Regions from separate parts of the Homo sapiens genome. Here region 2 is linked to region 1. Evidence: read pairs that join two places in POLR2A ChIA-PET (ENCODE). Cell type or tissue: PC-9. All regions are shown on one strand. Links, peaks and the distances in the headings refer to the core of each region. The heading gives the core; the rest is flanking DNA. Region 1 overlaps GMDS (GDP-mannose 4,6-dehydratase). Region 2 overlaps GMDS (GDP-mannose 4,6-dehydratase).

Region 1 (16,346 bases), core at 7,014-9,513:
AGAATGCAGCCCTGGAATCCAGGAGAAAGGCAAAGGCTGAAGATAGAGTGATGTCCTCACATAGAGGCCATAGTTGAAGTTGTCTGCAGAAAGGGGCCCGCCCCAGGAGAGCCTGCAGAAAGCAGAGACACTAAAGCCAAGGTTGGACCCGGAGAGTGGGAGGAAAAGAGCAAGTGAGGCAAGGCAAGGACAGCACAGGGAACACCAGGCGAGGGCTCCGGACCTCCAGGAGGACAGGGTGAGCGTCCCCGGGCACTCGAGCATGCCGTGCACATGCCATCATGGGGGTAGAAGGCGCCATTTGCACAGTGATTGAAAAGTGCCTTCTGCCATCAAGACAGCATCCGTGGGATATTTTAGCGCTGATGGGTGCAGGAAGCTATGCTAGGCACAGCACGGGTGACTGAAAATGGGCACCATAGATTCTCTGCCCATGGGGGGCTTGCATTCAGTTTGGGGAAGGAAGTGTGCTGGATGACAGGGTATAAGAATCAAGCAGGCTGGGCGCGGTGGCTCATGCCTGTAATCCCAGCACTTTGGGAGGCCGAGGTGGGTGAATTACGAGGTCAGGAGTTCGAGACCAGCCTGACCAGCATGGTGAAACGCCGTCTCTACTAAAAATACAAAAATTAGCTGGGCGTGGTGGCACATGCCTGTAATCCCAGCTACTCATGAGGCTGAGGCAAGAGAATCGCTTGAACCTGGGAGGTGGAGGTTGCAGTGAGCCAGGATCACGCCACTGCACTCCAGGCTGGGCGACAAAGCAAGACTCCGTCTCGTTTAAAAAAAAAAAAAAAAAAAGGACCAGAGTCTGAATCTCATCCTGATACACCCCACTTCCTAACCTCGTGACTCTGGGCAAGTTACTCACTAAGCCTCAGCTTCCTCATCTGCAGAATGTAGGTGCTGGCCAGGCCCTGAGAGCCAAAGCTGTCAGAGCTTGCAGTGGGTGCAAGGCTCACAGTACAGGTGCAAGAAACGGCAGTGGGGGTGGCCGTGAACCCTGGCTCTGTGGTCACCAGAAAACCTCACAGTCCCTCCTCTTCGCCATAAATCAGGGACCTTGGGATCTCCTTCCTGGGCGGGCAGCAGGGATTAGAGCAGCTCCCTGTGGGACGGTACCTGGCTCCTCCCGACAGGAGATGCTGAGAAATGTTGGCTGACTTAGAGCACAAATTTGGTCTTCTAAAGTGGAGAGAATTTCAGCTGGGGAACTTGGGAAGGGAGGAAAAAGTGCAAGGTGGTGAGAAAGGCAGGAGCAAAGTGCAGGCAGCAGCAAAGTTTTGAGCCTGTGGGGAGTGCAGCCTAGCGGCTCATATGCAGCCTATTTATGGCAATGGTGAGACGCCAACAGGAAGGCAGGAAGGCTCTGGCTGTGTTGAGGGCAGGTTTGGATGCCCAGCAGAGGGCTTCCAGGTGGCAATCTGCAGTCCACCTGACAGGCCCTAGTCACAGCTGCAGTGCCATCCGCTATCGTTCACACGTTCGCTCGGGTGGAATCAGGGGTCTCCCCTGGCGGTGGAGGGCCCTCCCCGCGTGGGTCCCTGGAGGAAGAGTGGATCCTCATACTGGTGGCTGCAGGCTACTAGTATCTGCAGGCTGAGGTGCCGTGCTGACCTACCTCAGACCGGGGGTTCCTTGCCAGAAGAGCAGGCCGAGGACACGGGGCAATGTCAGTCACAGCGCTGGGCCCTGGGGCTCAGAGGGGAGGTGTCTGGGGACAACGGGGGCTGGGTAAGGGCCGTCCGCCCTGGGAGCCTTGTCAGCTGAGGAGTCAGGCTTGGCCTCTAGAGAGGGCCCACCTGCAGGGTGCTTTGCTCCTTTGTTTCCTCTCAGGGTTTTTAAAAGGACTTTTTTTTTAGAGGGGAGGGGAGCTGGGAAGAGACTTTCAACTTTTTTTAATTTTTAAACAATTTTATTGAGGTATAATTCACACATCATACAGTTCACCCACTTAAAGTATATGATCAATGGGTTTTAGTCTGCTCAGTGTGCAGCCATCACCACAATCAACTCTAGGGCATTTTCATCACCGGAGGCAAAAACTCCATAACCATTAGCAGTCCCCAGTGTCCCCCCCACCGTGGCCCAGGTGGTCACCTCTCCACCCCTGTCTCTATGCATCTGCTGATTCTGAACTTCCGCTGTCCCCACCTAGCTATAGGTGTGTATCCTTTGACCAGCATCCCCACAACTGCCTAAGGCCCTGGTAACCACATCCTACTCTACTAAAAGGACTCTCGAAGGCTCTCCTTGCCTCATTTATGCCATGGGAGCCGAGGAAGGCATGAGCACCTTGACAGCCACCTGGAGATGAGCACAGTTGCAGCAACAGAGCCTCGGGGGCTCAGCTGCCCCGTGGGCAGTCAGGGTTCGTTTTCAGGAAGGCGTAAGGAAATTGCATTTCCTTACAATGCCTGTGTGTCCTGCCAAATGGGCTGGGTCTCAGGGACACCAAGCTGAGTGAGATGCTGTCCCTGCCCCCCACACTTGTCTGGTCTGGTGAATCAATCCTCAGACACCTTCTATGAGGGCACCCTTGGAGATTCCGGCACATCTCACCTGGCTGAGGACCTCACCAAGCTCCACTTTTCACAAACTCCACAGGATGTGTTGAGAATCACCAGTTTCTCTGGGGAGACTCAGGGGAAGAGACTCAGGATAAGAAAATAAAAGGAAGTATGGACCGGCTCTGCAGGATGCCCCCCTCGTCAGCAGATCCCTCATGATGTGGTTGTGTTAACTCTGCTAAGACCAGGGCTGTTTAAAAGCCCCCAAAGATTCTCTGTGAAGAGCTATTTTAAAATAGGGGAAAAAACTCAGTGAGGAAGGGGACTCCATAAGGAGTAAAGGGAAGGGGCTTCGTGGGGCCCGGCTTTAGGAGCAGAGATCCGAGGCCCATCCTGATCTTCCTGTTGGACTTGGAGAGACAGACCGTCCAGGCCCAGCTTGCCTGTCGCCCACATGGGACCAGCACAGCTGCCCACCTGTGCTATTCACAAAGACACAAGAAGCCATCATGAAGCAGGCTTTATAAAGTCAAAATATTACTCCACGTCTGTTATGCATAAGGACTCAGGACGATGGTCACCATGGAACCCCGTTCTCCAACCTAGAGGACAAAGACCAGGTTGACCTTCACCTTAGGGGGAAGGTGGAGATTTTGAAGGAGAAATTTATTTTCTCCCTGACAAAACCAAAATTTTCAGACAAATCTGAGCAACAGTTATAGAACCTTTGGGGTAGGTTTAAAGACGGAAACTGGCCGGGTGTGGTGGCTCACGCCTGTAATCCCAGCATTTTGGGAGGCCGAGGTGGGCCGATCATTTGAGGTCAGGAGTTTGAGACTAGCCTGACCAACATGGTGAAACCCTGTCTCTACTAAAGACACAAAAATATTAGCCGGGCGTGGTGGCACATTCCTGTAGTCCCAGCTGCTTGGGAACCTGAGGCAGGAGAATCTCTTGAACCTGGGAGGTGGAGGTTGCAGTGAGCCGAGATCACACCACTGCACTCCAGCCTGGGCGATAGAGTGAGACTCTATTTTTTTCTTAAAAAAAAAAAAAAAAAAAAAAAAAGATGGAAACTGCCCAGATTTCAAGAGAATTGAGGCTTGCTGCGCTCCCCTTAGTTTCTGAAGAGCAGGGTTCCAAGTGAGCGAGGACAGGATGAAAAGGAGAGTGCTACGCAGGGCGATCTTTCTGAGCCAGGGGCCAGTAGGAAAGGACAGGGGCATCCTGAAGGAGCAGGTGAAACGAGGGCCTTCTTCGGGGTTCTGAGAACTTCCTAGTGTGCTTCCACTGTTTGGGACAAAAGAAGTGTGCCGAGTTGTTGGGGTATTTCCGCTTCACCTTTCATGAAGGTAAGTCAGAGAGATGCGTGGGGGAGCCCCAGGGCAGACCCCAAATATCCAACAGGAGGCTGACCAATATTTAAAAACCTGACTTTCAATTAATTAAATCCTGAAGAAGGAAAGGGAGAGAGAAGAGGGATAGAAAAGAGAGAGAGAGAGAGAGAGAGAGAGAGAAATCATCCGAGAGACGCGAGCTGTACGCGCCTGACTGCTGGAGGTAATGCCTTGAGCAGCAGAATGGAGCGCTCCTGTCTGGGCTGCTCAGGGCCTCTCCACGGGACCTTCTGTGCCTGCTCCATGCTCCGCCCTTCCCCAGTGCTAAGCACTGAGTCACCTGATAAAGATCGCAGTGGCCCTTCAGGTTCTGCCACAGGCTGGGGTCAGGCAGGCACTTGCCAGGTGCACGGCACCCTGACCTTCCACAAGGTATTTCCCTCCTTTGACAGGAAGAAGATAAAGCTTTTTTCCTGTCCATTCTGAGACGCAGGCTGTGCTGCTCCATGGCACTTTCTGAGTGCCACCAGCTGGCAGGGCATATTTCTCTCCATTTATCTTCACTAACGTGACAGTGACATAGATTGTCCCTGAGGAACACAAGACTAGCCCCTGAATTACATCCTTCAGGACCTCCAGGGTGCACAGGAATGGATGAGGACCTCACTGAGCCCCAGAAGCCCCTGAATGACAGCATGTCTCAGGATGTCCCAAAATGAGTCCAGTCCAATCTCCAGCATGTGAGTAGCCACCAGTTTCCCCAAGGGAACTCCTAAGACCATCTGCAGGCAAAGGGTCTAATGAGCACCCAGAGGAAGAAATATATACAGGGATCTTTCCTGAGGAAGCCAGAAATAATTCTCACAGCTGTGGAGCCAACGCCACCTGTAACAGCTTCCCTGACCCCAGCCCCATGGGGTCACTCTGGACTTCAGGGTTTCTAACCAGCCGGCCCTTCAGGGCCCTAGCCCAGCCTGCTCCCTCCACCTCAAGCTTTACCCAGGGCAGCCCCCACTGTCAATCATAACTCTGCCTAAACAGTACCGTGTTGGCATTCGTGACCCCCCCCATTACCCAATTTTCTTTTTATCAGAGGCCTTGTAACCACCTGATTGTTTCCTTGATTGCCTGTTTACTGACAGTGCCCCCACAGTAGAACATGAGCTCCCCGTGTGTCTGGTTGGCTGCTGTGTCGGCAGCCCTGGGCCTGCGCTGTGGGGATGCAAGGGCACATTCCATGTGCTCTGGAACCACACCTGAGACAGCCTGCCCTGCTGTTTATAAGAAATGTATTCTCTCCAAAACGGGCACCTAGAAGGCACAGCCACATCCAGCATGTTCCACGGGCATGGGATAGCCTCAGAGAGCCGCTCAGCAGAGAGGTCAGGGAGGTTCAAGGCTGGGGAGTGGCCAACACTTAAAGAGGGACCTGAGGCAGGAGGAGAGCGAGCATACGTGGAAGGCCTTACCCCGTGACAGGTGCATAACACACCTGCAGGTGTGGCATGCCTGAGGATGAGGACACCAAGCCACCTCAAACGTGGTGAATCTAGTGTCAACCTAAGTCTCTGTGACCCTAAATCCCATGTGCTTCTCCACGGGCACAGTTTCAGTGAAGAAGAGGAAGCATATTCCAGGCTGTCGGGAACCAACTGCATGAGGAGGGCAGCAGATTGCTAGAACTGAAGAGTGATGTGGGGGAGCCTTGGGCAACAGTGCTGCCGAGCTGGTGCCATGGACTGGTACATCCTTCTGGGGTCTAACTGCATCCCCTGGGCCCCAGTAGAGCCGTCACTGACTGTGCAGTGGCAGGAGCTGCTGTCTGTCGGGCACTTACCCAACATCAGGCACTGATTTTATCTCTGATCTTTAGCATTGGTCGATATCATTCAACAGGCTTATACATCATGGAACCTAGGCCCAGTGAGGTTCAGGGCATCCAGGAAGTAAGTGGCAGAACTGGAATTCAGCTTGGATCTGTGTTTTCATTTTGTTTTGTTTTGTTTTGAGACAAGGTCTGGCTCTATCACCCAGGCTGGAGTGCAGTGGTATGATCTTGGCTCACTGCAGCCTCTGTCTCCCGGACTCAAGCCATCCTCCTACCTCAGCTTCCCAAGTAGCTGAGCCTACAGGCATGCACCACCACACCCGGCTGGTTTTTGTAGAGATGGGCTTTCACCATATTGCCCAGGCTAATCTCGAACTTGTGAGCTCAAGCAATCCACCTGCCTTGGCCTCCCAGGTGCTGGGATTACAGGCATGAGCCACCGTGCCCGGCCTCAGCTTGGATCTGACTCCAAAGCTCATGCTCAGCTGGCGATGACTGCTTTGCACCTGGGGGGTCCACATTCAGCAAACGAGAGAGTTCCACTTGGCCCCCAGCCGTACTAAACGGGGCAGTTCTGGGAGGTTCTCTAACACCACTGGGTCCTTGAACAGCTGTCTGCATCTGGACTGTTAGCCTTGCACTTCGTCTCCCTACCTTCTGCTCGTTCCTCACAACCCAGCTCAGGGAATATCTTCTCTGGGAAGTATTTCCCAAGAGCCCTCACTTCACTGGCCTGTGAGCGCCTCCTGCGTCCCACTGTGAAGGTAGCTTAATCCTTCCACTTCCCCCAGTGGGAAAATGCTAGGCACGTCACCCAGTATCTGTTTCTGCAAGTGCCTCAGTGGCATCCTTAACATGGTGCGTTGTGGAGGCCACCACACAGCCCTCTCTCCTCCGCTCCTGCTCCTCTTCAAGCCTGAGCCCTCTCCCCGTATCCACAGGCACCCACCTCCTTATCTGCTAGCCTGCCCTTGTTGCCTGCCGCAGACACAGGTACCTGTCGGAGATCACCATCTATGTCAGTCTCCATCACTGACCTTGAGCTTCTGGGCTGACTGCATGTATGAACGAATGTTGGCCAGGATGGAATAAGAAGATTTCAAGGTGTCTCTTTCTTTCTGCACTCTCACTATCCAGACTCATGAGCTAAGTAGTTGTAGATAAAGTCTTTATGTACCTCCAGACTCACTCTACTCATGCAGGTCCCATTGACCTGAAAACATGGTCTCCCTCAGTCTCCACACCCTAAGGAATATTTGTGTTTCTGTTAGTAGTCATGGTGGTAGCATTAATAAGACCCAGAGAGTTCTTTCTAATTCTGTGACTTGGGTTCCTTTCATAGAAAAGAGTGCTCTGAAGGGAACAGATACCAAGCAAAGGTCCCTTGGTAGTATCCCAAACCCCAGAGTTCCCATGTCAGGTGGCTCTGAGTGTTCCTTGCCATCCTCAAAGGCAATACTTCCTTGAATAATGCCCCCCAGAGCCCAGTCCTGCCTGAGGAAGTCTGGGAGTCTCACGGCCTCATAGTGTCGGGGGTTGGGGGGGTGGGGCATAGAATGAATCCATGGGCACACAGCCAGTGGCCTGTGTTTAAGCTGCTCATAAGTATAAAGTTCAGGATCATGGCCATCCTGCTGGCACTCGAGGAGCTGATCAGTGTTTTCGAGAAAGCTACGTTAATTAACCAAATCAAAGATGCTTTTTCTTCAGCCAGGGTTCCCTCTGTGAAACCATTCATCTCCAGCTGGAGAAAAGCAGTGGAATTTTTGTTTTGCTCTAAACCCAGGGCGGCATCAGGCTTTTTTAGTGTGGGGCTTTGACATGAAGAGACCATGCTCATTTCTGCCTGGTGTCTCTCATGCCCCCCACCTTTGTTTCTAACTCTTAGGTTCCATTCCTGTCTCTGCTCTAATCTAATCTGGACCCCTGTAGCGCAGAAGCACATTCTCTCTCTTCTGTCCGTGTTGTTGGCAAATGCTTTCTTTACACACCTCAGCCTCTACCTGGTGGTGAACGCATGGCTTTGCATTTATTGTTACCAAGTGTCAGCACACATAACTAAAGAGAGAAGACCCTCAGGGGAGGTGGTCTAGGTTAATGGGCTAGTAACCTAGTCTTTGGAGTCAGATAAGCCTGGGTTTGAATCCAGGATCCACCTCGAGTGGCACACGGCAAGTTACCCACTTACCAGCACCGCCGTTTCCTTGCCTACCTCGTAGGACTGTTAGAAGGCTGAAGGACAGGGGGCATGTTGCTGCTGGTCTAAGGGCCCTCGGGGAACCCTTGTCTAAACTGGTAAAAAACCCATTCTGAACAGCCAGTGCAGGGACTGACTGGCCCACTGCAGAGGGAACTCCCCTTGGGAGCCTTCTGCATGGAGGCCTCTGTCCCCACAACAGTCTGCAGTAGGTCAGGCATTTGGTTATGATCTGTGCTGGTGCGGAACGTGCTTCCCCTTGTGCCATTATTTATGTGTGATGCAAGTGCTTCAGTGACCTGCTCCACCCAGGGCAATAAGGTGCCACAAGTGTCCGCTTTATAGCCACGAGAGAGCATAAGCACCCAGAGAGCCTGACTTGGCACAGGTGACAGCTCCCCGGAAGTCCAGCCGTGCCTTCACGGGGGAGAGTTTGAAGCAGTAGTTTCCTCGGGGCCTTGTTCAGCACACCAGAACTGAGTCAGACCTCTGCCCTCCAGGCCACCTGCCTCCTCACAAGTGCTGTCTGCGGGGCCGGCCGGGAAGCACATGCCCAGCTGCGGGGCTCCTGGGCCTGGAGAGATGCCTGGAAAGGCCTTACTGGGCAGAGGTGCAGGGAGACCAGGGCCAAGGGAGGCCTCTCCACCCTTTGCCACCTGACAATCTGCTGAGTCACCCAGCTCCCCCAGACACCTGGCTTGACTCAGACTCAGTGCAGACAACGAGCCAGATGGAGCCCAGCTGGGACACCTTCAGTCCTACCACTCTGCTGCCACAGCTGCCTGGAGCCATGCCTGGCGCTGGGCTAGGAGGCACAGTGCGGGGTCCCCAAGGCAAGAAGCAGTCTCAAGGTGTTATGCGAGCACCAGCAGGCCTGGCAGAATGGCAAGCAGTAGCTTGGAGAGGGGCCGTTAGAGTTCTTCCGGTCCCAGCGATCCCCCGTGTGCAGGTGAGGCAAGCCCAGGTTCAGAGCTTGTGCTACAGGGCCAGGCCTAGGCCTCACCTCTCCTCCCTGCTGCCTTCCACGCCATTCCCATTCCTGCACAGAACCTTGGGCAGGTGAGGCATGGGCAGACCTTCCGGGGCCCACTGGTACGGGTAAGAATCAAACTTGCAAGGACATAACCGTAGCGTGGTAAGGGCTGCCTGTGTGGCAGCCAGTGCCCCCAATCCTAGGCTCATGGTGTCAGGCTAGGCCCTGAGCTCTCCATCCTGGGGGCTCATCCCTCCATGGGAGCCCGTTCCTCCATGGGGGCCGCATCAGCACCAACCTTCCAGGCACCTTCAGGACGGCCAGAGAGGTGTTGGTGGCTGTGTTCTCACATGAGTCTCTTGATCATCTTGTGAGTGATCTTCATGCTGCACGCTTCCTTGTATAACAGTTAAATGAAGTGAAAGTAACTTTGAATTGAGTCCAAGGGTTGATTTTTGCCCAACTTCAGCCTCAGGCTAGCCCTTTGTCAGCCCTGGCTCAATCTTTATATTGTCTGTCTTCTCCAAACTCAGGAATCCCAAGACCTTCAGAGTGGGCATTACTTTGCAAAGATGGGCCTACTTTCTACGCCAACAGGCTTTTTAGAATTGATGTGGCCAGATTTCTAGAACTATCCCACACTCTAGGCCACCCTTGTCCCTCTTTCCTGTGTTTATTTGGAGAGCATGTTGTGCACATCAAAGAAGAGGTTCCTGCTGGTGGTTTCATCAAATTACTGAGCAAGAGAAGCACCGAAGAGATGCAGACATTCCTGGAACAGATTCCTCGTGGCACGCGGATCTCATCCCTTTATTTCTATTTCCGCTGACATTCTGGGAATGTCTCTTTTCTGTCGTCTCCTAGTCCTCTTTGTGATGAGGAGGGCTGCCACGGTGGCAGGTTACTCTGGAAATGCGACGTAGGAAAAGTGCCTTGTGAGGAAAGGGCTCTAACCAAACAGTAGTGTCCTAAAGATAGCCCCAGCTGAGAGCAGAGAAGAGCAGCTCCCAGACGCAGTGCTGGAGGTGCCGAGGCTGGGCCCTGCTTGCCTGGAGTGGCTGTGGGTTATGTACAAGGCTGTAATCAGTAATTTCTCACATTTGGATAGAGCTGTCTTTTCCAAAGCGCCTTCACATCCACCGCAGTATCATTTTAGGCAAGTTGGCAGAGTATGAACCAGGCTCTCGTTTGCATCTGCAGACTTGAGGGCCACACCCCCCGGTGGGCTTTGCACAGCACAGACCCTCAGCCTTGTCAGTGAGGCTGGCCCCGACGGCAAACAAAGCACCTGCCAAGGGTCGCCGCACAGTGTCGCCCTCGGAGTCCCCACCAAAGCTCCCATCAAAGTCAGCCTGATTATTTTCCACTGCATTTTCCTGAAAGGATGTTATGATTTTCTAGATGTTTGGTGGCCGGCGATAAATCAGGCTTTTATGATGTCATGTGAAAGGCCCCCTCTCGGACTTCCTCCTGCTGCAGCCGGAGGATGAAAGTGGGCCATGTTGGTTGCGCAGTGGACACAGCTTGCCTTAACCCTTTCCTCGCCTGTCCCGTGGACCAGGGTCACGGAAGAAGACAAGCTGTTTCCCCTCAGCCTGCCTTTCACAGGAGCATAGCCAGGACATGTGAAACGGAGCCCCTTTCCCAGAGCTAAGCAGACTTGCTCAGCAGAGAGGCTTTGGCCTCAAATCAGGATCAAAACAAGAAGGCGTGCTCCATGGAATGATATGAGAGATCACAGGTGATTCTCTAGAAGTAATCTTTTGGAAGAGTCCCTGTTCTCTAATCTTGAAATCGTGAAAAAGGAGATGACACGTAATGCTGGCAGGGCTGTGGTGAGAGGCACACGCAGACTCCACTAGGAGAACTTCGCTTCTGGCATTGTTGATTCGTAGAATGTCTTTGAAAGCAATAAAAACGTTCTCATTCAGATGAAAATCCTAGGAGTTCTCTGTCAGTCCTCTTTCCCCCACCACCGCCTCCAACCCCAGGGAGGCCTTTTCTGCTCTTTCTCCAAGATCATCTCAAGTTCACCCACGCCTTTCCGTCGCTATGTCCCCTCCCCACCCCTCGTGTCCAGGCCACCATCGTCTCTCACCACATCTGTGACTGGAGTCTCTTAGCTGGTCTCTCCCCTGCTCTTGCCCCTCTTTCTAACCCACAGGCAGCATCTGCAGGCATCTTTGAACTCATGCATCGCAGCATATGCCCCCAGCACTTAAAACCCCACTGTGGCTCTAAGCAAAGCCCAGACTCCATATTGGATGTGCTGGGCCGGTAAAGGATGGAGTTCAAAGTGAGCGGGTTCTCACTGTAAACGAGTGGACTTTTACATAGTGCACATGGACACAGAGAGACACACCCAGAGAGAGACAGAGAAAAACACATACACACAAGAGTATGGTAAAAATGTTTTCAAAACACAGACAGGTTTCAGTGCTGTGCCTCATCCTCTTGAGAGCTACTGGGAAAGGAGAAGGCCTTTAACCAGCAAGGGGAGCTCAGGGTCACAGCTTCACTTCAGGCAGGAGGAAATGAAGGGTGGAGCGGCATCTCAGTAGCCTTCAGAGGCTGAGCGTGTCCTCATTTGGCCAGAAGAGGGACAGCCCTATCACAGCACACCCTAGCAGGTGCTGGAATAGGATGGCCAGGTTACTGCCTCTGGTGATCCCTAGTCTCCATGTCTTTCAGGGCCAGCTGGGTGCAGTCCCGCTGCAGTGGCCAGCACCTGAGTCGCCAGGTGCTTTTAGGTTAGGTGGACCAAGCACATCAAAGAGTGGCAGATTTTCCAGGGGAAGAGGGATTATGTATTAGAGTTGGGCCATGCAGGGCAAGAACGACTCGTCCACCTTTTTAAAAAGACACACAGCTAAATGACAGTTTATAGTCAGTTCCATACTTTCAAAAATTGGCACCAGAAAGTCAGAATTGTAAGCTCCATCAGGTTGAGGTAGCCAGCTTTCCAACCTCCAGCCACAGCCTGCAGGCGGTAGATACTCCAAGGCAGTCACTGTGACCAGACAGCAGAGCCTTGTGACCACGTGGCTTTGCTGGGAAAGGCCTGGGCTCCATGGCAGAAACCACCCGGGAGGCCAACAGTGCCTGCCTCTGTGTCCCTCCCAGCCTCGTGGTCATGGGCTCCTCTCCCCGTCACTCCCCATGCCCAGTCACAGCAGCCTTCTCTCCGGGGTTCCCTTAAGGCCTTTTTACCTGCAGTGTCCCCAAGAGACCCTCACACCCCAGATCTTTCTGTGACCGGCCCGTGCACATTGTGCAGATCTCTGATCCAGTGACCTCTGTGGAAGGCCTTCCCCGCCCAGCCAGTACAGAGTGCCCTCCCGCCCTCCAACAAGCCAGCCCCCTCTGCAGTCGCTCCCTCGCACTCCCATCAGCCGAAACTCAGGTCTCCGCCAACTCTTGTGCTGCCAGACCCTAGAACATGGGCTTCATGACAGCCACGGCCTTCTCTTGTCCACGTTTGCTTCTCCAAGGCTTAAAGCAGTAAATATGTGGCAACAAGCAAGCAAGAGACTGTGAAATGTTTGCAGAAATTGAGGGACAGCAGAGTACAAAATCTTCTACACTCTGTTACAGCTATTCAGAAAATGATTATCTAAAATTAGAGGAAGGGTTGGGGTGCAGGGTAAAAGTTGCATGTAAGTATCAAAGAAAAACTATAAAACAGCCCACTTAAAAATATTACATCTTCATCCATGATGTTACTGCAAGAAATGAAAAGAATCGTTTTTCCTACATTTTAGTGATAAATAATAGCCTCAATGGAAAGCCTGTATAGGATGAATTAGAAATGGTTCTAGCTGTTAAAAGCAGCTGTGCAATTTTGAATTCTCACACAACTTTGCAAGCCTTGCTGTCCCCGTTTTACAGATTTAAAACCTGAATCTCAGAGTTATTAAGAAAGAGTTAAGTGGTTGAGCCACGTTGTGATTCCAGGTCTCTCCAGCAATGCCGCCATGTTGGTTGTGTCCACGAATTTTTCTTCCTTTAGAGGCGAAGTCTCATTCTGTCACCTAGGCTGGAGTACAGTGGTGTAATCATAGCTCACTGCAGCCTCAAACTCCTGGGCTCAAGCAGTCCTCCCACCTCAGCCTCCCAAGTAGCTGGGACCACAGGCAAGTGCCACCACACCCAGCTAATTTTTTAAAGTTTTTTGTAGAGACAGGGTCCTGCCATACTGCCCAGGCTGGTCTCAAACTTCTGGCCTCAAGCAGTCCTCCTACCTCAGCCTCTCAAAGCACTGGGATTACAGGCATGAGCTATCATGCCTGGCCACGTTTTTGTGTTGAGATAAAATCTATATACTGTGAAATGCACAAATGTTGAACTGCAGTTTGATCTGTTCTGACAAACGCACACACTCTTGTAACCGACACTCCTATTCATATAAGGAGCATTTCCTCACTCCAGAAAGTTCCTTGGTGAACCTTCCCAGTCAGTACTCCTCCCCTGTCCTCCAGTCTCGTTTCTATAACCATGGATGCCTCTTCTGGGACCTCACATACAGCAAATCATACAATATGTACAATATGGACTCTTCTGTGTCAGTTTCCATCCAGCATTAAGTTGATATTTCTGTGTGTTGATACCATCTATTACTTAGAGACCTCTTTGCCACTCAAATTAATGTGTGTAAAGTGTATTGTTTACAACACATTCTACAGAGGGTTTTGTCCTATTGAGTGTTGTGACTGCTGGACTAGGAATGGCAGAACCTGACCACTAGATGACTTTGTGACATTCTCAAGTACTTGGCTGAAATACCTCTGCAGATACATTTCGGTATAGGACTTTGTTCCTCTCATGAAGATGTAAAGAAGGAATGCCAGGTGACCATGTAGTATAGACACCTGACAAAACCCTCTGAGCCTTCCTGTGATGATGGGTGGCCAAATGAGTGATAACAGAATTATAGTAAACCTAAAGAGTTGTCATCATGCTCATCTCCTCTCCATACCTCTCCAAAAATTTGCTAACAGATATCACAGTAATTGTCTTAATCTTTTCTCCAATATAAAAGTCCCCAGAGAAATGGCCAAAAAGCAAGAATCTGGATGTGGTCAGGTGTTTGGCTAGGCCTTGAGTTGCTTAAGAAGTGGCTGAGGGAATGAATATTTGGAGGAGCCTGTGGGTATATGTTTGATAGACCCTGTTTGAATGACCCTGTTACGTTATTTATATTTGGATTGGGGAGAAGGAGGAAGGGGAGTGAGGGAGGGAGGGAGGAAGGAAGGATTATTGAAGTGAGGTGTGTTGAATTGGAGGACTTAATATACTGTATACATTGAGAAAAACCACAAAGGAAAAAAACCCCATCTACATTGTACTGTGTAGTACTCATGTCCGAAGCAGTGGTGGTGGGGCGGAGGGGGGGACATTTCTAAGAGGTGGGTAGATTTCCTAACAAACTAGAAGGAAACAAGCTTAAGGAAAATTACCTTCCTCTTATGCAATTCAGGATCCCCTGTGGCCTAGGTAGGCATTCCTAGATGAGAAGGTGCGGGGTAAAGATAAGCCAGATGACAAGTACTTTAGCTTTTACCTCCGAGATACTTTGCTTTGCACAGAACTTTCATCTCTAGGAAAGAGGCCACCTGCAACAGATACAAAATCTCTTAAGTTGCATTTTGGATGTGATTGTTTTGTGGTTTAATTAGCTGATGTCTATAAAGCGCTTTGAGGGTAGAAAGCCCTAAGTGGCAAGAGCACAGCGGCCTTCCTCTTGTATCCAGGGTGCCACTTGCCAGCGATGTCACAAGAGTCCCTAATCGGTCCACTCAAAGGCGCTTTATCTCCTGTCCTCGGGGTTTTGCCACCTCCTTCCAGCATGGGTAAATCTTTACACCCTAGATCCAGTTATTAACAGTAACCAGTAATTTCCGACCAACATGGTGCTGGCTTTGAAGCCTGGAATGCTGAGGTCACTGACAACCTTATCTCCTTTTCATTAAATGGCCCCCGCATCACAACTATGAGTCAGCCACCCCCCATCTCAGCTCGTCAGAGTGGAGATCAGTGAACTAACCGGAACCAAGAGGGCTCTAGTTACAGTCATTAATCTAGCTTTCCCCAGGCTGATGCTACTGTAAGCACCGGATCAAGAAATAAAGCTGACAAAAAATTAACTCCACGATTGCAATTCAGATGTAGAACAGGTACAGACAGACGCAGCACCTTGTAAATAGGTATGATGCAAGATGACATCCCCAAAGTCTTATATGGTTATTTCATTTAAAGAAACCTGTTAGACACCTACCTATGAGTAGGCAGCTCCCCAAAAGCTTCCCAGCGCAGCCTCTGAGAAGTGCTTTCCTCTGCTCAGCTGGCTCAGACTGCTGCCTGGTTGAACGGGGAAGGCCTCAAAGTTGCACAGGGCTGGACAGGGCAGACAGTGGGCATGTTCCTGGGCTGGGCCCCACTCAGGAGGTGGGGAGCATGCTCCTCTGTCCCAGTCAAAGGCCAGGCAGCCAATGGGCAGGCGGACACAGCCAGGGCAACCGCCTGGTCTGGGGAAAGGAACAAGCTTTGGGGTGGCATAAACTGCATAGGCCACATGCGGTTCGTCCCATGGAGGAAAGAGGACCGCCGCACTCATCTCCACACATCTCCAGCATGTCTGCTAGAAAGGGCTTTCTCCAGAATATGTTTTAAAACTTTGTTTAAAAGGAAGTTAACTTGCTTAAATCCTGTATTTCTCCTAAATAATTATGTTGTCTGTGTAGCTTATGAGCCCTTTTTGCTTAACTACAATTCTTGTTTTATGTCAACTATGTCAACCATATTTTTAAAATATAAATGAAAAAAGATCCATTTATATGTAGGTTGCACTATACATGCCATTAAGTTCTCCTTTCCTGAAGTGAACACCTGTAACTTTTTTTACCACCCTAAGCTTTATTGACAAGTAGGCATATAATGAAGACCACGTTCTCATTTACTTTCCACGAAAGCTCTACTGTACTAGCCGGACTTTGTCGCTGGTTTCTGGGGCATGCATACGGATGGATGCATTTCTTTCCATTTGTTTAGTAGTGCTTAACAGCCGCTGATCCCAAATGACAAATTCTACCGAGATCCCATCAGAAAAGTGGGATCGGCGAGAGGGGTGGTCAGAGGATTTTAAAGTGCCCATTAGGCACCATGCAGGAGGACTGGACCGCACGTCCGGAGTCATCTAAGGAGGCTCCCAGCAGAGGTGACAGTGGCGACAGTGGGAGTGTCCAGTGGTGGTTTTATTCCAAGTCTACACCGTCGCTGATTGCCACACGGCAGCCTCCATAAGGGTGGCCACGGACGAGGCCATGGTGCAGGGCCTGCTCCTCCCTCTGCCACTTCCTCTCCACTGCCTGCACCCTCCTCGGGCCAGTGCTGACTGACTCCATTTCCCTGAGGCTGCCTGAGCATTGTTTGAGCTCTGCCTACGGACAGTCCCACCGAGTCCCGCTTCCTGAGCAGACAGGACCGCCTGCTGTTTTCTTCTCCT
Region 2 (16,346 bases), core at 7,586-10,085, 160 kb before region 1:
TTAATCCTGATCTGTTCTTAGGATTTCAGAATTCTTTCACTAGCCCTCTTCTTTGTCACTAGTTCTTTAATTTACACAGTTGGTTGGCTGGTTCCTGTTACTCGGCCTACAAATCTGTCCTATGTCATCTCCTTTGAGTAATTTATATCCTCCATAAAATGCCACGTAGAGGCACTTTTTCACATTTTTGAGTAATGGCGAGAAAGAATCGCCTTGGGAATCAAAAATCCAATGAGTCACAAGATTATTTTGTTATTTATGACCAGAGAGTGGTCATTGACAATATTTGGCAATTTTACAGCTATGAGCCTAGGCTATTGTGCTTTAGAATGTAATTTATTAAGCAAATAAAACTCTTACTGGTAATGGGTTCTGTTAAACCTGGGGAACCACGTGAGCTCCCGGCCGGTACAGCTGTGGAAGTTTCATAGTAGCCACATACATCTCAGATGTCTGGACACTAGTATTTTACACTTACTTCATGGTTTTATTTATTCAGTTGCCTTTATATTCTTGATTGGATTCTGACCAACCATTTTGGTTTAAGAAGTCATCAACTTTGAGTAGTGAGGGAGGAGCCTGGAGAAAATAAAATGAATTTATGTTGAAAAAACATAAATCCCTCTTTCATTAGATATGACATTTAGTAAATCCAGGCTATAAAGAAACACCAGATGTGTTCATGGAAAGTATTGATATAAAATCATCTTTGAGAAAGAAAAAGATAAGGACCTAAAATTTCCTTAAATACTAATTGTGTTTAATTCCATTAAATATAGACACAGAGATAGGTAAATAATGGATGTGTATAGGTGTACACACACACACACACACACACAGAGAGAGCATGCACTAGTGCAAAGAAGTCTGAGTGAGCAAGCTTAGGATTTTTTTTAAAAAATTACTCATTTATATCAGTAGTATTTTGTAATGTTGGGTTCAGTTTAGTAAGTAATGGAATTCTAGCTATTATCTTTTAATATGTTTGGAGGAAAGGAAAATCTTGAAATTCTCAAGATAAGTTGATCTTTTTCTAAATGGCAACATTAGGCAATATTAATTTTTTAATATTTTAAAACTTGAAATTTATCTCCTTTGATGTAACCATTGTATGTATGTACCTGGCACCTAGGATTAGAGAAATTCAGTTCTGTACTAAACTGTATGAAACACTGTCAGGAAGCCGGATCTAAATTCAAGCTCTAAATAGTGATCAATAAGAAAATTCCATTTCTTTTGAAAGTAAGTTCTAGATGTTCAGCTAGCTCTCTGCTCTACAAGTCATTCATTTAACCGCACCGTAGCCATTGCCTCATGTCTCTGTTTAGCAAGAGGTGGACAAGTAAGACTTCAGTATGTGTGGTAGAAGTGGCAATAATAAAAATGAGATTAGAAGGAAATGAAACTAGTTACGTGACCTTCAGGACTACCTTTAACTTAGCCAAGCCTCATCATAAGGAAAAGCTAAGAGCCCCCAATTTTCCAACTAACAGTCATCATTTGCCCTGAGAAATAGGATCAAACCAACAGCACGGCAGCAACTTGTTCATTCATTCAAGCATGTTCCTTGTTCCTGGTACCTGACTCACCTTAGGAACTGTGAACACACAGTTGATCAAATACATGACAAGAAGTTATCAGTTTAATCAGGGAGGCAGAAAAGCGTACTGCAAATTACATAATACAGTGGGAAATGGCTTTTCCTTATGAATTTCTAGTTATTTATATAGTCTAGAAATGAAGTCCTCTGCTAGTTATGTCCATTGTAAATATTTCTCCGAATCTGTGGCTTTCCTTTTCGCTTCCTTAATGCTCTCTTTTGATGAGCAGTTTTTATCTGTCATGAAGTCCAGTTTATAATTTTTTTCATGGTTAGTGATTTTTGTGCCTTTAAGAAATATTTGCCTTAATCCTTATGATTATGAAGATATTCTGTGTTTCTTTGAGAAGCTCCATAGTTGTGGCTTTCACATTTACCTCTATGATCCACTGCTAACTAATTTTGTGTGTGATGTGAGATAGGGATGGAGATTAATTACTTTCCACATGGACATCCAGTTGCTCTGGAATCTTACTGAAAACACCTCCCTTGGCCCCACTGAATGGCTTTGATGGTGTCATTCAGTTAAAAATTAGAATAATAGATACATTTATAAAAACTATCCTAATGAATTCTAATGAGTTTATGGTATAGGTATTGTCAAAACAAGGGTGAAAAATGGACACAGTTTCTGCCCTCATGGGGTTCACAGTCCATGGGTCTACCCCTTGATTAAGATTGAAACAGGGACAGGATTGTATGAGAGTAACAATCCGTCAGCTTAAGCATGGGATCCCTATCAGTAAATCTCACTGCCTCTAATATGTTCTTTGAATTTTTAAACTAAATATTGTGACTAAAACAAAACAATTAGGCTGAGTGCAGTATAATCCCAACACTTTGGGAGGCCAAGGTGGGAGGATTGCCTGAGCCCAGGAGTTCGAGACCAGCCTGGACAATATAGCAAGACCTCGTCTTTACAAAAAATGTAAAAATTTGCCAGGCATGGTGGTACAGACTTGTAGTCCTGCTTCTCAGGGGGCTAAGACAGAAGGCTCACTTGAGCCCAGGAAGTTGAGGCTGCGGTGAGCCCTGATTGCCACACCGCACTCCAGCCTGGACAACACAGCAAGACCCTGTCTCAAAAAAAAAATTATAATTCTGAAAATGCTTTTTCAAAGCATAAAAACTGCTTCCACTCCTCTCCCCGTATTGAGATTTTTCTGGTCTAAATTAAGACAAATATGCATATTATATTTATAGCACGAAGACAGAATCTATCCATAATTCACAAGGCTGGAGTGGTTGAATGATGAGATTTCTTTATCCTAAACCTGATGACATACATATACAGACTGAGCAGTGGCTGTCAACTCAGAGGAAGAACCATTAGTTGGTTCCTGAAGTTGAGAGATATTTACGGTTCTATTTTTGAAAGGTAACCATGGCTTAAATAAAACCCTGTGATTCAATGCTAGTATCAGTATGTGAAAATATCAACAGAGCCTCTTTCTCATTTTGATATGTAAGAATCCTAAATTCTAACCTAGACAAATTCAAATCTATTATATGTCACTGCCAACTATTAATAGCTGTAATAACAGACGGTTTTGGTGTCAAATAACAAAATGGACAGAGTGGAAACAATGTTTAAGCCCCGATTTGTTCAGTTACAAAAGAGCCTACAGACTCGGGTCTCATTAAGGATTTGTGTGTATGCATGTGCGTGCCTGTGTGTGTGTGTGTGTGTGTGTGTGTGTGTGTTCCCATGTGCTCGAGGTCTCTTTTGACAGTTGATAGAGCACCCATCCTGAAATTCAGTCTTTCTTTGATTTGAATTACATTGACAGCATAAACCCTAATCTAAAGGAATCTGCCTCTCTAATCCAAAACCGAGTTTTCAATTTATAAGAACCTTTAGTAGTATTCAGTACGTTAGCCTATGATAAGCAAATACTAGGACCTGTTTTAATTTTTGAATGACTAACTCCTTCCTCCAATGTATGAGGGACTAAATTGGACTTGGAGAGAAAAGTTGATTACCCAGATACCTTTTTAAAGCTTTTTTTCTTTCCTTTGTTTCCTTTTTTAGAGACAGGGTCTCACTATGTTGCCCAGGCTGGACTCAAACTCCTTGGCTCACAAGATCTTCCTGCCTCAGCCTCCTGAGTAGCTGGGACTACTGTCTCATACCAGCAAGCCCAGAACCCACATATATTTTTATATACTTACCACAATTACATATATCTACATTTTCATATAAATTGAAGTTTCATAATGAAGGAGCATAAAATTGGAAACAACCTAAATACCTTATACCAGAGTTTCTCCAACTGTTTTTGTCTCAGAACTCCTCTTGACAGTCTTAAAAATGCTGAGGGTCCAAAAGCACTTTTGCTTATGTGGGTTATATCTATCAACCATAGTAGGAGATAAAACTGCAACATTTAAAGGATATTTATTCATTTAAAAATAACGTGATAAATATTTTTATGAAAAATAACTGTATTTTCCCAGACAAAAATATTAGTAAAGTGGCATTGTTTCAAAATTTAAAAAAATCTCATTAATGTCTGCATTAACAGAAGACAGTTGAGTTCTCTTAACTGCTTCAGTATCTCCTGTATATCGGTGAAAGAATGTGGATGCCAAAGAAGTATGGTTCTAGTATTATCATAAAAATGGTTTTGCCCTTGAAGACCAAACGAAAGCATCTTAGAGACCTCCAGAGGTGCCTGGACCATACTTTGGGAACTGCTGCCCTGTACTGTTAGAATGCTTATGGTAAACATGTTAGAGCAGTACAGCAGAATACCATATAACTCTGTACAGTGGCATGTATGTGGGGGACTGTCAATACATCAAAATACACTTTTTAGTAAGATATGTTCCTCCTGGTCAGAAAAGAAACAGTGTATCTTGTAATACTGTAGTGCATATATAACTACCAGGAAAAATAAAGCATAAATGTCAGACCCCTTCTTATATTAATATTTAATAAAAATCCAACAACTTAGCATTGAACCATCTCAAAGAACTAAACTAATAATTTACCTTATAGAAATCTAACAATATAAAGACAGAGATATGAGTTCTGTGTTACTGAAGAGAGACCCATCAGCTCCAAAAATGAAATAAAGCAGGTGGGAAAGTTCACACTCTGTTATAGATGGTAAGATAGCTGTCTTCATTTCTTTTTGAAATAGAAAGCCACTCAACTTCTTTAGAAGGTTGGCTACAGGATACTTAGAGACCAAGGTTTTTCCTCGAACGAAGGCATTAATTCTTTTGAAGCCCTTGGAAATACATTCCATTGAGAGCTTAGTGTTCTATGCCTTAAAGTTTGGCAGAGATGACTTTAGCCTAAAAAATATTAAGGGTAATATAGTTCAGCTGCCATTGAAAATGAGCGTATGATGTTAAAGAATTTTAGAAAATCACAAAATAGAATAAACACATTTCTGCCATGTAAAAAAAAAACCTATTGATAAGGATTCGAAGTGAGTTTTTAATAAATTTTTAGAATTTTCTGTTTGCTGGCTTCTTTCTATAAAGTTAATGTATAATGAAGTTCTATAATTTTAAATGAAAGCATATACAATTCATGACACATAGGAGATCTGAGTGTTCTGTGGTAGTGAATCTGCTGAGGCCCAGCACGCACTGCAGTTCTGATTCACTGGCAAAATTAGCAATAAAGCCAACAGTTTTACCCAGAATCCCAACAGTGGGGAAGAAAAAAGCAGAGAGGAGAAGTGGAGGTGGCAGACGCCACAGTTACCAGTGGTGGAGATGAGCCTCAGGGATGGCCGGGGTGCGCCACATGGGCATCTGCCCGCTGGCCAGCCGTGAGTTCAGACTGACGGGAAATGCATGGCTTCCACGGCCTCTTTAGAACCAAGCTGGTGTGCACAAGGGGAACTCGCCACGTAGCAGTGAGGACTGGCAAACTGCACAGAGAGCTTTTATTGTTCTTGCTTCTTTAGAGCAAATGAATTTACAAATCAAATTGACCATAAAGCATTTAAAGAATGAAGACAAAAAGGAAACAGCGCATCTTATTAAAAACAAAAACAACGACAAATTAATGGTTAAAGTTTCGCCTTGAATTTGAGCAGTCACCTTATGCTTAGAATCTGTTTTCTTGTGGTGAACAGCCAAGTTTTACCTTCTCTTTTATTGAAACCCCTAGGATTTTGGCACTTCTTTCAAAATGTGTATTAAAACTCAGAGACACTAAATCATACCTGTGAGCTTAAAGCAGCAAAAATAATTTACTGACCTTATTCACCCCTTCAGTTGCAGCAAACTCTTTACTGTATATTTCCTGTACCCCAAGCAAGTGGAGAGTCCATTTTTTACTTCTGAACCTCTCCTCCACTCTCTCCCACCTCATTTCCCCTCAGTGTAACCAAATATTTTCAGCAACTAGAGGCCCAAACAATCTTGTTAACTTAAAAGTTTTCCTGCAGATTTATTGACCCAGCAGAGTTAAACAGGGTAAGTGTTGATCAACACCTCTCAGGTATTTCTTTAATTATTGGCCTGGCATCTCTAGAGCCTAATAAAAATTTGTAATGTGAGTTTGTAATAAAGTAACTATTATATTTATTTATTTATTTATTTATTTGGGGACGGGAAGGGAGCATTTTGGTTTTTCTAAAGGGGAGCCTCCACCTTTTGCCATAAATTGTAGCTGTAGCCTTGATAATACTGTGGTTGAACAATAAGGTCTCAAGGGCTGCTCGCTGAAAGAGATTAAACTGTAATTAAACTACACTATGAGTAAGGAGAGACGGAAAAAAGAAAAAAAAAATTGTGGTTTTCATAAAGCAGAAAAGAAATACATTGACTGGTGTTTACAGCCCAGAGACGTTTTTTGCCTTCTCGACTGCAAAACAGTCTTATTTTTAGCCAGCCAGGGTTTTGCAAGAATGCCGTATCAATCCCACATTTCTGTTCTTTGAAATAATTGCACCAAGCTGGTCCCAAATCAGCAGTAACTAACTGAAAAGCAGGAGGGAAACATTTCTCAAACATACAGTGCCGATGAAATTTGCCATAACACTATGAGTTATGTCGGCTGCCTGCATGAGGTTCCACATAATGGGAAAAAAGAATTTAACTAGATCTTAATTGAACATGCAGCTACATAATATCCTTTTGTTTAGGCTCAAAAATGGATTTTTTTAAACCTCCTTATCAGCGCAGCTATTAAATATTGTGGCTCTCCAGCTATCAGTCTCCGATCAGCACAGTTAGTGCATTTTACCTTCCAAGGAAGTGCACTTTGAGCCAGCTGGAGCACAAGAAATGTAGGAGCTGGAGAAAGTCGTAATTGAAACAGGCGACTGCTTCAGTACAGACAGGAAATAAAAGGAAGACTGGCCCTCCAATGGATTAAATTAGATGTTTCAAATTCAGACAGTATCAGGAAAAAGAAGACTTATGTTAGAGGGGGAAAAAGGTAACAGTAAGTTCATTCAGCGGAGCGCCCCCTCCTCCCCGCATAACACATGTTTTTGCTGGAATCTTACTGTGCCGCCCTGTAGGGCAGACTCGCCCAGGCCTACCTCCTGCCGAACAACAGCGGAGCAGGTCCCTGTGTTAATGTCACACTATCCTTTCTCTCCTGCCTGCCCTCTCCCTTTCAGAGGCCTTTGGTATTCTATTTCCATAAATTAGGCGTGAAATTATGTTGGGCTGAGGATACATGATTTCAGCTGTTTTATAGTTGGAAAGGAAAATCTTTTAGACCTAAAGCAAAAACATTTTTTTAAATATACTTCCTGCCTTATTAGTTTGAGATATGCCTATTATAGAAAATGCTTGCTGTGTAGAAACTTTATTATTTTTTTTGGTCTCACAGATTGCTGTCTTGTCCTTCAGTTCAAGTAATATTGATTGAGTAACGACTATAGGCAAGATCCCAGACTAACTGGTGTCTGCAAAATTGTACATTCATTAGGACAGTATTAATTTATGGGAAATGTAAATTCTCAAATGAAGACTTGTACCTCTGTTGAAATATTTGAAGAAGCTGATTTTATTTTACATTGGAATAATCTACTGAAACTTTCAACATTTTTTCACTTTAGGTGGTACTGCATCTCCGTTTTTCTATTTAGGCAAATATGGCCTTTATTAAGTACAATTTGCTTAAATATCCAACTCCCAATTTTGTTACTGGCAATGCCTGAGACAGTGGCTTTTAAGGTCAGTGGCTATTTCAACATTATAGTGTCCAGTGCCGTTTTTATTCGGGGTGGGAGGGTAGCATTAGATGAAGTCTTTCTCTGAGATGTAAATAAATAAACCACAAAATTCAACAAGCTAAAAATTACTGTGGTTCTTCTTTGTCCCCTCATGAAAGCTGATAAAGTTGAACAGTATAGCAAGTGGACAGAATTCCAACTTTCAAGCTTGAAAATGCCTTTCTTTTCTACCCTCTATGGCCCTCTGTGTGCGGAAAACATAGTCTTGGAAAAATGTGGGGCTTGTGCCCGGGGCTGCCCGCCAGAGCCAGGCCTCATTTGCTCAGGTGTGCTCACCGTTTTAGCTTCTTGAATTAAGCCCTGGGAAAATTCCTGTGCAAACATCTGCTCCCTTTGCCCTGCCTCTCCGACGGGAGTGAGGTGGGGTGGGGAATGCATCATGTGAGTGGGTTTTGCATGGAAAATGTTGCGGGTTGCCTCCACTCCAGCTGGACAGCTTTATACAGCTATAAACCTTTACTGCTGTATTAAGGTTCTATTCAAAGGGTATGAATCTCTGATATTCATGGTCCAACAAAACTGTTACTAATTACTTATCTACTGAATAGCTACCAGGATTGGCAGCTTGAATAACAATCACAAAAATCTGTGTACTCATTATTCTCCAACAAGGCAAGATTCTCATTCCTGTAAGGAGCATAGCTTGCTTTTTTGAAAACTCATGAACAAACTGGAAATGTCTACTTGTGCCCCCTTCCTCAAGAGGCCACCTTGCATAGCTTCCTCACAGAATATTTCTCTGTTCCTGAAAGGTAATTTCGGTGCAGGTCTCATAGAATAAGCACATTTTACAGCTCTGGGCAGGCTATTCTAGTCACAGGTCCTCATGGTCCGGGCTCCAGGGAGCACCTGGAAGCAGATTGTATCCCCCGAGTGTCACTTTTCAGGAGCAGGGATGAAGTGGCAGCTGCCTGCTGCAGAGATCTGTCACATTCACTACCCTGAAACAGGACACACTCTTCAAGAATCACCAATAACCAGAGTTCGCTCCTCCAGCAGTTCTTCCCAGAAGTTTACTCAGCACCTTGACATCTTTTGGTGTGACTCCATTCTTGGAGGTCCAGACCCACCTCTGTGCTTTCAGATGCAGAATCACATCCACTTCTTGCAGCTGTTTGCTGTGCTGTGCCTGCTTCACCCAGGGCTAAGGAGCTGATGATAACTGTGCAGTGCTCTGAAGAAATAGATGTCTAATCCCAGCACTTTGGGAGGCTGAGGCAGGCAGATCACTGAGGTCAGGAGTTCAAGACCAGCCTGGCCATTATGGTGAAACCCCATCTCTGCTTAAAAAAAAAAAAAGAAAGAAAGAAAAAGAAAAAGAAAAATTAATTGGGCATGGTGGCTCATTCCTGTAGTCCCACCTACTCAGGAGGCTGAGGCAGGAGAAACACTTGAACCCAGGAGGCGGAGGTTGCAGTGAGCTGAGATCACACCACTGCCCTCCAGCCTGGGTGACAGAGCTAGACTCCATCTCAAAAAAAGAAAAGAAAAGAAATGGTTGTGAGTAGGAGTCATAAGAACATTCTGCTGGCCTTTTATAGATGTCTAACCCTCCTGAGAAAGGTTGGTGTTACTATCCACTTTTTACAAATTAGTAAACTGAGACTTAAAGAGTTGAAGAAGCTCACCAATATCAATACAACCTGTGTTTGGAGTTGCTAGGGTTCACAACCAGAGTTCTCAGAATCGGAAGCTTCTTTATTTCCATATATCATGTTACTTAAACTAGACCTTATTCACCTTGGAAACCTAAATTTTATTTCAGGAGACCTTGTCGAGAAGGAAGAATTTCAGAGGCCAACCACCATATGGGCATCATCAAGCAGCCCTAGTCAAGGTGGGAGGAAGGAAGGGAAGGCTGGCCTCCTCTTCCCCTGGCCTCCTGCTCTCTTCCCTTACTGCAAAGCTCTGAATCACTGAGACCATTGCAGCTAGCTGGGATTTTAATTTTTTTTAAAAAAAGACATTAAGGTATGAATGACCTACTATCTTAACCCTTGGAGAGTCTGTTAATCTAAACAAATCTCCAACCGATATAAATGTGTGAGGAGGTATTTGAAGTAGTGGTTGAGTTTTCTTGTGTGTTCAGAGAGGGAGTCCCAAAATTAGTGTATCTAGGAACAAAGTACGCAGTTTGTTTCGTAGGCTGTAACCCTGAAATCAACAATGTGTGTTAGTGGCAACATACAGCATTAAATGGGTAGCATATGCATATATCAAGAGTCATCTTCTCTGGAGTCTCCCTCCAGTTTTAATTCTCCCTCCCTCCCCAGCCCCTCAGCCAATTTCTCTTGATTTCCTTGCTTTGCCTTCCTTCTTTCCTGACTTCTGTTATTCTAGAATGTGACTAGAAAGTAGGGAAGGAAAAGCACAGCCCTATTTTCTCGTCTTCTTTCACCTATTTCGATAATAATGAAGACCTTCAGACTTAAAAGTATATCTTGATCACAGTTTTCCCATTTAAAAATTATTCCCATCAGAGGTATCACAACTTGAAAAAGAAAACTAGACCAAAGGCAGGTGGCTGGGAGTCAAAAGGCACCGTGTTGCCAAGGCTTGAGCTTTCTTAGATATATGCCATCCACTCCAGCATATCATCGTTAGAGATTAAATCCATAATAAATTGGATGTTTTAAAGAGACTGTTTTTTATTATCTGAACATTGAGGGGAAAAGAAGGAGGGAGCGGGGGACTCTTTGCCAGCGGGAAGCACAGAACTAGCTGCCTCCCCTCACCACCCGCACCCTCCACCCTCGTCACGGCCAGTTCTCCACTCTTACTCCACCTCCAGCCCAGATCCCTGGCTCCAGTCCCTTCCCTCGCTAATCTTTGACCTACACGATATCCTAGGGATCGGTAGGAGTAAAGGTTTGAAAGTTCCTATTTGAAAACAAGTCTTAGTGATCAAAATGCCTCTTTGCTGGCTGGTGAAGTATGGACCAGGCCCAGAACACCCTATGTTTGACAGAAGTAAGTTGGGGGATTTTTAAGTTATTTGTGTTCCAGTACTTTCCATAAGGAAGAAGTATGTTTTGAAGCAAGCAAGATACAGGTTTGTGTTGCCACCAGTGTGTCATAGCCTGCAGTTCACACACCCGGTGTAGGTGTCAACAAAGCTGTCTCGTATTCTCCAACAGTATGCGATGCCAAAACCAGAAAATGGGATCTGATTGCAAGGGAGGCACTGGCAAAACAGAACTTTACAGTGCTCGGTTCTGTTTGACATTTAGGGGACATTCGCTTGGAGGACTCCCAAACAAGTAATACGCCAAGAGAAGGGATGGCTTCTGCCTTCTCTTGGAGATTCAGCGGGTGGCTGGCTTTAGGCAGAATTACAGAGCCTTCTGATCCAAAGGAGCCTCACGCTTCTACCTCCACATGGGCCTCACTCACATTCCAGCTACGAGAAAGCCTGGATGCTCTTCCAGACCCACCCACACAAAAGGTTTGCACAAGACTCAGTGGTTCTACAGGTTCTGCTCTTATCTGAGAACTAAGTACAGAAACAGTTTCTTAATATTTCTTTAAAAATCTGGTTTCTTTTAAAATTATCCACTACAGTGACTTATATGAAAATCATACCACAGTGTGGAGTTGCATCTTGCAATGATAGCTTTTAAATTCTTAAAACTTTTAAGACAGGAGTGTGTGTGTGTGTGTGTGTGTGTGTGTGTGTGTGTGTGTGTGTGTGCTCTGTAATTAGAAGTAAATTTATACATCAAAATTTAAGCAAGGTTGTTCTTCAGAGTGCAGTCACAGTTAATGAAATTTCTAGAACTTTGGAATGAGTGCTTTTCTGAAGCTGGTACAAACTGAGATCGAAACCAAAACTGGAAAAATGTGAAAACTTTGTGTCCTTTGACTCCTTTGTTCAAGAATTGCAGGAAGATGTTTTCCAGGAGTACTTTTGAATATATAAAACCAGGAAATAACTATGTGACATTCCTAGCATTAGAACTGAAAAATGAGTCAGAGACAAAACTGAAACAAACAGAGACATCAAAGTGTCTGTTATCAAAGTGCAGATGCCTTGACTTGTTAGCAAACCTGTCCTGGTATATGCCAAGGCATGGGATCTGGTAATTATAGAGGACACTCCAAGCTGTGCCCATTGGGGTCCACAAATGCACACCTTCCCTTGTATTTATGTGAATGGTGTCCCTTGGAACATAATTTCTGAGCTTCCTGGGTTCAGATACCGGCTCTGCCACACATCCTAGCTGTGAAATGCTGGCCAAGTCTATTAAGTTCTTTCTGCCTCAGTTTCTCTCTATGTAAAATGAAGATAATATTCATACTTACCTCATAGGATTCCAGTGGGAAATTAAACACATTAATGTGTGTAGCTTTGGACTGTGACTATTTTAAAATGTTAGTAACTCTGATGATGATGATAGTACTGACATATACTTGCCACTGTGCTTTTCATTGTACAAATCAAAACATCACAAAACACTTACTTGAGAGGAGCTTTCAGTTTCATAGAAAGTCAGCATAGGTGGACACAAGTCTATTAAAATATTTATGACCTAAGCTCAAGAAGGAAGTGAGAGAGTTCTTTTTACCTTTTTAACATGTGGAGTTTACCAGATACACCTGTGCTTATAGCAGGCCAGCTATAACATTTAAATGACAATTTTTCCACTGACTGGGGGGTGGGGACGCTTTCATGACAAAACTGTTTCACCTCAGATCATCAAGCATTAGAGTTTCATAAGGAGTGTGCCACCTGGATCCCTCGCACGTGCAGTTCACAGTAGGGTTCACGCTCCTGTGAGAATCTGATGCCTTGGCTAATCTGTCAGGAGGCAGAGCTCAGGCAGTAATGCTCGCTTGCAGGCTGCTCACCTCCTGCTTTGCGGCCCAGTTCCTAACAGGCCATATACTGGTACTGGTCCCTGGCCTGGGGTTTAGGGATCCCTGCTTGAGCACACAGCAGTCATGATCTAAGGATCATTTGTTGGGCATATAGTAACACCATTCTTCCTACATTTTTGAGCCATTTGAATAAACATTCCTCACTGAATCAGATCACTTTTTTACTGACTTACTGTAAGGGAATGGGTAAAGCATCTGATGAGCGTATCAAACATCACTACAGTTTGAAGGAGCTACATCTTTCCTAAGTGCAGAGGAAGGAAGAAGCTTGTTCTCTGCTTCCTCAAGTTTTTCGCTACTAAAACAAAGTGAGCATTTGAATGGAAAACACAGCAAATTAATATTTTATGATTGTTATTTTTAACTGAAGCGAGAGGGTCAGTGAATTATTATGTTGCTAATGGAGCAAGTGTATGTAGAAGTTCAATATTAGAAGATTGAAATAAATTTTGAGGGTTGTGATTTGAAGTCATATTATCCCAAGGAAATTTTCCAAAACAGCATCAAATCTGAGCTCCCAAACATGACTTGATCATTATGAGCATTTGGGGAGCTTTATAAAATTAGAGTTTCCTGGGCCCCTCTCCAGTATACCTAATTGCAGTCTGCAGGCGTGAGGCCTGAGAATTTGTATTTTTTAAAAGTGCCACAAGGGTCTGAAAATACACTAAGAGTAGTCTATAACCTGGACCAGCTTCACTTTTTATCCTATTTTTTGAAGATCTATCATACTGAAAAATGACAAGTTTCATACTTTTTCTTACATAGATTTTTTTTCCTACATGTCTTCCTGCCTAAGATTTAATGACTACAGATCCCAGATCTCGGTAAGCCTACAAGGAGGAACTATGAGGCTGGGTGGACTTCCAGAGCCAGCATTCCAGGATCTCTTCCCCAGAGCCCTGTCCACAGTTCACAGCTGCAGAGCCCTCCAGGTCCTGTGGGGTTGTTGAATAGAGAAGCATACACAACCCTGTGCTTACATGGGGAGAAGAACTCTTTCCGCTGAAGCCACACCTCTGGTTACCACTTTCTCTTCCGATACAGGCATCCTGCTAATTTGGTGGAGTTTGTAGAGAGAAGAGAACTGGCCAGTCCCCGCCTTCCCCCCATCTCTGGCCTCACTGTTTATTGGGTCACTGTGACTATGCAGATTATATATTTCGGATAAATTATTAGCATTCATCTGAGTGCTTATTTAGGGTCCTGTTGCAAATGTTTCTTGAATATTTTAAAATTAAGGAGATGTTTAAATTGAGTACACTGAAATGTGGATGACTGTTAATGTGAATGAACTGCTTTCAGAATAAGAACATTTATTTACAAGTTCTTTAAATTGCAAAGCTTATTATACCATTGAAGCATTTCATGTGAACTTTCTGTTTTGAACTAATCTTTAAATTTTATTTGCATTCAAAGCATATTTCCTCCTGATTTGCCCATTTCTCATTGTTTGATTATCATTTTAAAATCTGTAATGTTTCATTCACCTTTTAATTTTTCCCCAATAAGGAAATACAGTTTATGAGGCACGCATAGATACTCTTCCTAATAAATGATTTAAGAGAAATATATGCATATATGCATCATATATCTGTATGTATATATACAGATATATGGGAAAAGGGATGAATATTCAGAAGGAAGATCAGTAGACTCCACACAGTCATTTTAGCCATTAGACTAGTGTTGTATGCATTAGTGTAATTTTGATGCCTTGTGGGTTTTAGATATAACTGGGAATTCCTTAAAAAACAAAAAATCTGTACCTCAGAGTCTTTGGTAGCATGTAGAAGTCTATGTATGAAAATACATTCATTTTTGATGATGATGATGATTGTTATTATTTTTGAGACGGAGTCTGACTGTGTCACCTTGGCAAGAGTGCAGTAGTGCTGTCTCAGCTCACTGTAACCTCTGCCTCCCGGACTCAAGTGATCCTCCCACCTCAGCCTCCAGAGTAGCTGGGACTACAGGCATGCGCCACCATGCCTGGCTAATTTTTGTGTTTTTGTTTTTGTTTTGTAGAGATGGGGCTTCGCTATGTTTCCCAGGCTGGTCTCAAACTCCTGGGCTCAAGTAATCACCCACCCCACCTCAGCCTCCCAAAGTGCTGGGATTACAGGGGTGAGCCACCGCACCTTGACCCCAGCCTCATTTTAGATTACTTAGGATATCATCGTCCAGGTGCAGTGGCTCACCCCTGTAAATTAACTTTTAAATACATTTAATCTAGAATGGACCATCTGTCTCCTTTTCAGAGGTTCCATATGATTTTTATATATTTGGGATAAGAATGACGTGTCCCGAATAGTACACATATAAAGGTCTTGTCAGGAAATGTATATAGCTCTCAATCAATCTATAAAATGATTTGGGTACCATTGTTAATATCCAGAGTTGAGAGGAAGTTTTGAAAATGATATTTAATCATTCCTTCAACCCAACAGTGTTAACCCTACTGTGTTATGAAGTCAAACTGAGGCCAAATTCTCTAAGGCTAGTACATTTTCTGCAGCTTCTCAGTACCAGATTTGACCTCAGATTCTGTCCCTAGACATAGAACATTCCATGGTTTCGACCACCAACCAAACACCCAGCTTTCTATATAATGCCGTAGTTTCCTTTCCCTGTGATTTTTGCTGATATACATGTGTCTTTGTTTATTTAAATGTTTTGTACCACCTCAGTGGTTTATATATGGTGCTGCAATTTTCCAAGTATTTTTTTTTTTGCCTCAGTGAAGTTATTTTAGAGAATATCTTAGATTAATAAATCTTTGGATTAGAGTAGACATACGTAAATGGGATTTGGAATGCAATTATTTAACTGGAAATCTTCATGGGTTTATCATAAAAGGAGAAAGAACCCTCTAGGTGTTGATAGGGCATTGGAAAAGTGGCCAGTAAATTCATTTCAAAATGTTAGGATAAACTCCTCAGATAGATCCAAACATTATATTTTGTTGTTTCTTTTTTCTCATCCTCCTGGGATAATCATTCACTGACCCAATCTTTGTTTAGAAGTATCCGTCTTCATCCCCTGTTCACTTAAAATGAAGTTATTCCCACGTAAGTGTGTAAAGCCCTTTCCATCATTCCACTTCTACCATTATTGGCGACTCTGTCCTATAGACCTAAGCACATTATATTTTAAACTGAGTACAAACATTTCTTCATTTTTGGCAATAAGCTGGTCAAACTTTCTGTTTTTTTAAAATCTTAGACATTTGGGAGAAGCACTGAGATGTGAGATACACTGGCAGGGAATTTGTGTTTCTCCAGGAATACTAAGCAAAATGAGAAACCCAGAATTCCAGGTGACCATAAAATTGCAGAGAATGAAGGAAAAGGGTAGTAATTTTCCTCTACGTGGCTTTTGACTTCCTTTGGCATTTTAAAGTAGGAAGATGAGCTGCCTTCACAATAAACTATATGTATCACCTCTGTACACAAGGTACTCCAGTCTCCACCTGCGGTGGCTCAGAAACATCCAGGTGTCCTGGAGTTGATGACATTCGCTGACATAAAAGCAGACTCATCAAGTCCATGGACATCTTAAAGATCATAAGTCAGATTTTTGTTCATGAACTTCTTGAAAGAGGTCATTTAAGGTTTCCCACCCTGGTTCAGGCCTACTTTAAGGGGAAATGG

What was found. Peaks named below come from ENCODE experiments on the same cell type or tissue, not always from the same donor. Only the 100,000 strongest peaks of a DNase experiment are listed, where the experiment ranks them.
Region 2: POLR2A ChIA-PET joins it to region 1 with 5 read pairs; 2 of 35 experiments call an interaction of 5 or more read pairs at or near these places.

What each region holds. Positions count from the first base shown.
Region 1 is chr6:1,629,386-1,645,731 of GRCh38, reverse strand. All of the region lies in intron 9 of GMDS (GDP-mannose 4,6-dehydratase), which reads left to right. Among named protein-coding and RNA genes, the nearest start is that of FOXC1, 28 kb to the right of the region's middle. RefSeq lists enhancers at 888-1,835, 8,625-9,156, 11,508-12,008, 14,811-15,737, 15,738-16,346. In PC-9, for the core only: no CTCF peak of the experiment used is centred there; DNase peaks (open chromatin) are centred at 8,361 and 9,251; H3K27ac peaks cover 2,095 bases.
Region 2 is chr6:1,793,398-1,809,743 of GRCh38, reverse strand. All of the region lies in intron 7 of GMDS (GDP-mannose 4,6-dehydratase), which reads left to right. Among named protein-coding and RNA genes, the nearest start is that of FOXC1, 190 kb to the right of the region's middle. RefSeq lists an enhancer at 12,360-12,539. In PC-9, for the core only: no CTCF peak of the experiment used is centred there; no DNase peak of the experiment used is centred there.